2 separate regions of the Homo sapiens genome follow, and region 2 is linked to region 1. A link is an interaction called in ENCODE POLR2A ChIA-PET data of the cell type or tissue named here. Cell type or tissue: GM12878. All regions are shown on one strand. Links, peaks and the distances in the headings refer to the core of each region. The heading gives the core; the rest is flanking DNA.

Evidence for each region. Peaks named below come from ENCODE experiments on the same cell type or tissue, not always from the same donor. Only the 100,000 strongest peaks of a DNase experiment are listed, where the experiment ranks them.
Region 2: POLR2A ChIA-PET joins it to region 1 with 10 read pairs; 2 of 35 experiments call an interaction of 5 or more read pairs at or near these places.

Annotation. Positions count from the first base shown.
Region 1 is chr6:43,811,582-43,814,489 of GRCh38, forward strand. All of the region lies in intron 1 of LOC105375070 (a long non-coding RNA gene), which reads left to right. Among named protein-coding and RNA genes, the nearest start is that of LINC02537, 39 kb to the right of the region's middle. In GM12878, for the core only: no CTCF peak of the experiment used is centred there; a DNase peak (open chromatin) is centred at 1,790.
Region 2 is chr6:43,992,827-43,995,734 of GRCh38, forward strand. The region is part of intron 1 of LOC124901321 (a long non-coding RNA gene); the gene reads left to right. SCIRT (stem cell inhibitory RNA transcript) reads right to left here. Exons shown (of 5, transcript NR_125864.1): 5 at 2,897-2,908. Among named protein-coding and RNA genes, the nearest start is that of LINC03040, 6.3 kb to the right of the region's middle. RefSeq lists an enhancer at 1,091-1,591. In GM12878, for the core only: no CTCF peak of the experiment used is centred there; a DNase peak (open chromatin) is centred at 1,393.

The DNA of each region.
Region 1 (2,908 bases), core at 238-2,737:
GCTGGGGGCTGGGGGTGGAGAGGTACCACTTTGTCCTGCATGGCTGGCTCTGGGTGTAAGTGCAGTGAGTCACACCTTTCAGGTAGTGGTGAGGAGAGAGGGCAGTGCATGGACCTTGGGTATGTGTGGGTGTGGGGTTCACACCCCATATGTTCCCATCTTCTGAGAAGTCTAATGGCTGATCTGCATCTGCATGTACTGTGGGACAGGCTTGCATAGGACTGTGTGACTTGTGGGTGTGAGTGTGGGGATGTGAGGATGGGGGTTACATGTGCCTGTGGATTTCCAGTGAGTACACCTGTCTTAGACCTGAGGGATCTGGGTCTGTGGGCAGAGGTAGTGACATGCCATACAGGGCCAGTGGGAGTGTGTGCACTCGGTGAGTGTGGGGTGCGTGGGGTTGGTCTATGGTGGTGATGGGATAGGTATTGAGTGTGATACTGGGCTTGGGGGTTGGGGGTGAGTAGAGGTCACAGTAGAGAATGACCACAAAATTTCAATGTACCTTGATCTGTCTTTATTTTAATTTAAGCTCGGCCTCTGCCAGGGCTCAGGTTGCTGGGTAATTGTTGGTAGTAGGGGCAGAATTTAGGGCCTGAAGATGTCCTTGGAGGAGGGAGACATGCCACCTTCAGCAATGGTGCCTCAAGCAGTCAGGGTCAAGCTTGGCAGGTGGGGATGTAGGAGGTGCCAGGGAGGTCAGGGGTAGTGGTGCTAACATCCTGGCCTCTTGTCTCTGTGTGTTTCCAAATGACTGTGTGTGTGTGTGTGTGTGTGGGACATGTTTTGTGTCTGGTGTGTTTTTATGTATACCCATGAGAGCCTGTGATGTCTCTACATGTCACTTTTGACCTCAAATGTGTGTGACCTCAAAAGCGACTCAAATGTCTGTGTCTTCATGTGTGTGTATCCATGAGTGGTGCCACTGTATTCTATTTTATTTTTTGACTGAAGGAACATGCCACAGTCACATTTTAAAAATTGTACAAACAGAAACAACATTCTAGAACTAAATTTCAACAGTCACTGGTATAAATAAATGCCTTTGATATATTGTTCAAACCTAATTTCCTTAAGCGACTAAAAATATGAATTTTTTGTAATAATTTATTTCTTCTAATAATAAAATGAATCATATTGTGATCAGATGCCTTTATTATCACCATCTGAAAATAGTATTTATTTAATTATTCATTCCCTTTCTTCCCCACTAGGATGTAATCTTTGTGAGGGCAGGGGTTTATTTATTTATTTATTTAAGAGACAGAGTCTTGCCCTGTTTCCCAGGCTGGAGTGCAGTGGTATGATCATAGCTCACTGCAGCCTCCTGGGCTCAGTGGACCCTCCTGTCTCAGCCTCCCAAGGCTGGGACTATAGGCACACACCACTGTGCCTGGCTAATTTTTTGGTATTTTTTGTAGAGATGGGGTCTTGCTATATTGCCCAGGCTGGCCTTGAACTCCTGCCTCAAGCGATCCCCCCACTTCAGCCCCTCAAAGTGCTGAGCCATTGGCTTCGGCACTCTGTTCACGAAGAGGCATGAGCCACTGCACCTGGCAAGGGCAGGGATTTTGTCTGTCTTGTTCATGATTGTCTTCCCAAGACATGACCTAGAATAATGCCTGGCATTAGAAGGTGCTGAATAAATATTTTTAGTATAAGTGAAAGGGAAAGTATTTCTGAGAAAATGGCATTTAAGTAGAGGCCTGCAGGATGAGTAGGCGTTAACGAGCCAGGAAGGGGTGAGGACTGTGCTAAGCTGCAGGGACAGTGTGTACAAAGGTCCTGAAGTGCGAAGGAGCAGAGTGCATTCTGAGGAACTGACAGGTGGCGGGTGCAGCTGTGTATGTGTGTGTGTGTGTGTGTGTGTGTGTGTGTGTGTATGGCTTTCTCAGTCATTCGAAGGAGGTTTGAAAGTTGCCAGAGAGTTTTAAGCAAAGGAGTGACATGATTACAGTCATGTTTTAAAACATCCCTCTTGCTGCTGGAGGAGGCTGGATTCTGGGGCGGGGGTGAGAGTGAAAGCAGCAGGGCCAGGTAGGGATCTCAGGCGAGAGAGGGTGATGGCTTGGTCCAGGGCAGCTTCTATGAGGCTGGAGCTCCAAGGATAATCAGGAGTTTTTCAGCAGGAGACTTGGCAGGGTTTTGGTGATGGGCGAGGTGTAGAAGGAGTTCGGAAGGGAAGGAGAGGGAGCTGCTGGGGATGATTCCGAGATTTCTGAGTTGCTTAATTGGCTGGATGGTGAGACCATTTATGGGAATGGAGAATTGATACTTGCTAACGACAGGCACTTTACTGGCTGCTTCGCTCGCCCGGTAATCTTCACGGTCCTCTGAGGTGGGGCAGATGAAAATCCACAAGGAAACAGGGGCTCAGTGATAAAGCCTTTGCTGCAGGACTTACAATTGGTGCGGTGAGGCCCTCCTATCCAATACCATCAAGGCTTGTAGTTGGTTAGTTTGACAAATGATCATAAAGAAAGAAAACCTGTACAATGTAAAGATTTCATTTTAATTGGAGCCCTATGGATGTGCTAACATGTGCCAGCATTTTGATGTATGAATGAAGCCTTCCCCTGGGCACAGGCCCTCCTGTGCCATGAATGGTCTTCTGGCATAAACTAACCCATTATATTCACTTCTTTGGGTTCTGGTTTTGGTTTATTTAAAGTGGAGTGAGAACTTCCTGGCTCTTAAGAACCAATCAAGGGTAGATTCCTTCCAGAATAGGCCCTCCACCCTGCCCGCCAGCACCATTCTTTATAGTCTGTCTCTTCTATGCCTTGCTCAATGGCAATTTTTTCAGCTGTTTCCTGTTACCAAACTCTTCCAAAGTGTTCAACCTGGATTTTTAAGAAAAGAAGAAAACTCTTTCTTTTCACATCATATTTCATTGTTTTGTGTCATA
Region 2 (2,908 bases), core at 310-2,809, 180 kb after region 1:
ATGCCATGGGTGGGTATCAAGGCGAGGGCATTCTGCACTCCCAACACAGCAGGCTCAGCTGTGCTCTGTTTGGAGGAGTGGGGTGGAGCAAGACTGAGTGAGAGCAAATGCAGTTCTAATCCTGGCCCCACCACCCATGTGCTGTGTGACCTTCTCTGGGCAGTGGCCAAGGTAGATGCCAGCTGCCAGGTGACAGCAGGCCTGCCGGGCAGAGCCAGTGGAGCCTGGCAGGAGCCACACACACCAAGGGGATGAAGTCAGGGGTGAGAAATAATCTTGGAGTCAGAGGAAGGCTTGCTCTGGGTGACATTCCTGGAAAGTTCTGCTCTGATTGGCTTGAGATTGGGGCTTCTGCATAGGCCTTTCCAGTCAAGAACAAGTTTATTAATAAACCCTGTGTCTGCCCCCTGCCCTCACCCTGGGGAAAAGGCAGGGCTTCCTGGGGCTCCTGGGGTGGTGAGTTCCATTGAGGGGGGACAGGGATTGAGCCCTTTAATGGGGTGCAAATGCCCTGCAGCTCCCAGATGACATGCTTCTGCCATAGACTCAGGGGCTTAGGAGAAATGCCAACAGGAGTGGGTGGCATGCATGTGAGCACATGGGTGTGCAAGCATGCATGAATGACTGTACGCATAGCGAGGTGTGTACACATGAGTTCCTGAACAAGGTTATCAGGTTATCACGGTAATAATAGACTCCTGGGGGCTCCTGGGTGTATGGGTATATATGGATTGGCCTGTAAGAATGTAAACCTACGCTAGGTGTGGTGGCTCACAGCTGTAATCCCAGCACTTTGGGTGGTCAAAGCAGGAGGATCTCTTGAGTTCAGGAGTTCAAGACCAGCCTGGGCAACATAGTAAGACTCCCTTCTCTACAAAAAAAAAAAAAAAAAATTGTTAAATTAGCCAGGCATGATGACACATGACTGTGTTCTCAGCCACTCAGGAGGCTGAGGCCGGAGGATCACTTGAGTCCAGAAGGTCAAGCCTACAGTGAACTAAGATTGTGCCACTGCACTCCATCCTGGGTGACAGAGTGAGACCCTGTCTCTAAAAAATAAAAATTAAGAGTGTAAACCTGTGTCTCAGCTGCTGGTGAGTGTATTCTTCATGTGCCCTTGTGAGCACCTAGGTGATGTGTGGGCGGCTGTGGGAGGAGGACTGAGTCTGAGGGTTGCCAAGGCCCTCCCAGGCACTTCCCTCTGCAGCTCATTAGCATCCAAAGGCTAAATTTACTGCATTTGCTCCCCCACCCGTGGGCTCTGACCTCATTAGGCCCCTGCTCCTTTCCTCAGACAGTGGGGCTGGGAAGGAGGGATGGCTCCTTTATCTGCAGTGTAGGATCCCTTGAGGGAGGAGGGAAAGTCCTGGGGGCAGGGGCAGGGGAATGCCAGGGCACAAAACTTAATATAGTCACAGGGCAGGCCGAGGAGGATGTTGTCTCCTATTACACCTGCCACCTGGCCCCCATCACATGATCAGCTCTTGCTGGCGAGTCATGGGCAGAGTGAGGAGCACCTACTCCTGGACATTGCAGGAGGCCGCACTCCACTCTGCCCCCTCCACAAATGGAGCCCTTCTCCCAGCTGATCCTCCTGGGAAGGGCAGGGTCCAGCCAGCCCTCTGCTCAGTGTGGCTCTGGCATGGATCAGCTGGGTGGTCCTGACCCCCAGTGGACCTGGTCAGGAAGGGAGGGAAGCTGCAGGGACATCCCACTGATCTTAGCATGGCCACCAAGGGACAGCTTCCTCTGGTGCATACCCTCCCCCACTTCCCTCTTGGTCAGAACCATGGCCCCACACTATGGCATTCCTGTAGGCAGAGCCCTAGGCTAGAACTAGGGGTGACAGCCAGGGTGAGAAAGAGCAGGGGTAGCCAGGTCAGCAGCCCCTCCAAGACTCTCCAGGAGACCAGTGTGGATGCAAAAGAAGGCAGGTTCAAAGTCAGCTCCTCCTCTAAGCCCCTCCTAGATAGGGCTCAGACTGAGGGGAGACACAGCCCTTACTCAGGGAGCCCCAGTCTGAGGGGAGATGCAGCCCTGTCCTCAGGGACCCCCAGTCGGAAGGAACTATCATGCTACTTGTCCTCTCTTGAGTTTCTTGTGTAACCCTGGGGGTTTTACTCAATATCTCAGAGCCTCTGTTTTCTTGTCTGTGTAATGGCAACATGGCCACACACCTCAAAGATGTTTGGTTCATGCCAGTCAGATCACAAAACCTGAGTAAAATGTAGCTATTCTTTTTCATTTGGAGTTTTCTTGTGGAAGAAATCATCGCATTTAGTCTTTCTTTGGAGAAGCCAGTTGCAGTGGGATCTTGTGTACCTCCCAGTCCTCTCCCAAAGACTAATGTCGTGATGGTCTGGCTGTCTTGACACACCTGGCCTTCCCAGGCAGCCCCAGGCTGGACATTTATAGTCAACAAATATTATGGAAAGTCAGCCATACAAGAGGCCCCAGGCCTGAGGACACCAGTGCAGCAGGGGTCAAGGCAAGCCCTGCAGCCACCCACCCCAGGCCAGTTCACTCCACAGCTATGGATGAAGCGGGGAGGAAGGCTCCCCCTTCCTCTCACTAGCTACCTGCCCCCCACCACTTGTCTGTTGACTTGGGGGACCCTCGACAGCTTCAGAGACTGGCTTCAGGGTACCTGGGGGATATACCCTCTCAAACCTGCAACTGTGAATGAGGATGGGAAGCTGCCAAGAGGTATACATGTGTGTGTGTGTCCAGCCCTGTCACAACTGAAGAGTGGAATTCCTTCCCACATGCACTGTACGATGATACCACACATGGCTGTCCCAGGGACCAAGGCTTTCTGTCCCTGGGACAGAGGGCCTAGAGGGCCCAGACTCTAGCTATAAATGCCCCCAGAAAACAGTCCGGTGGCTTCTGGTCATTTGCTTCTTAG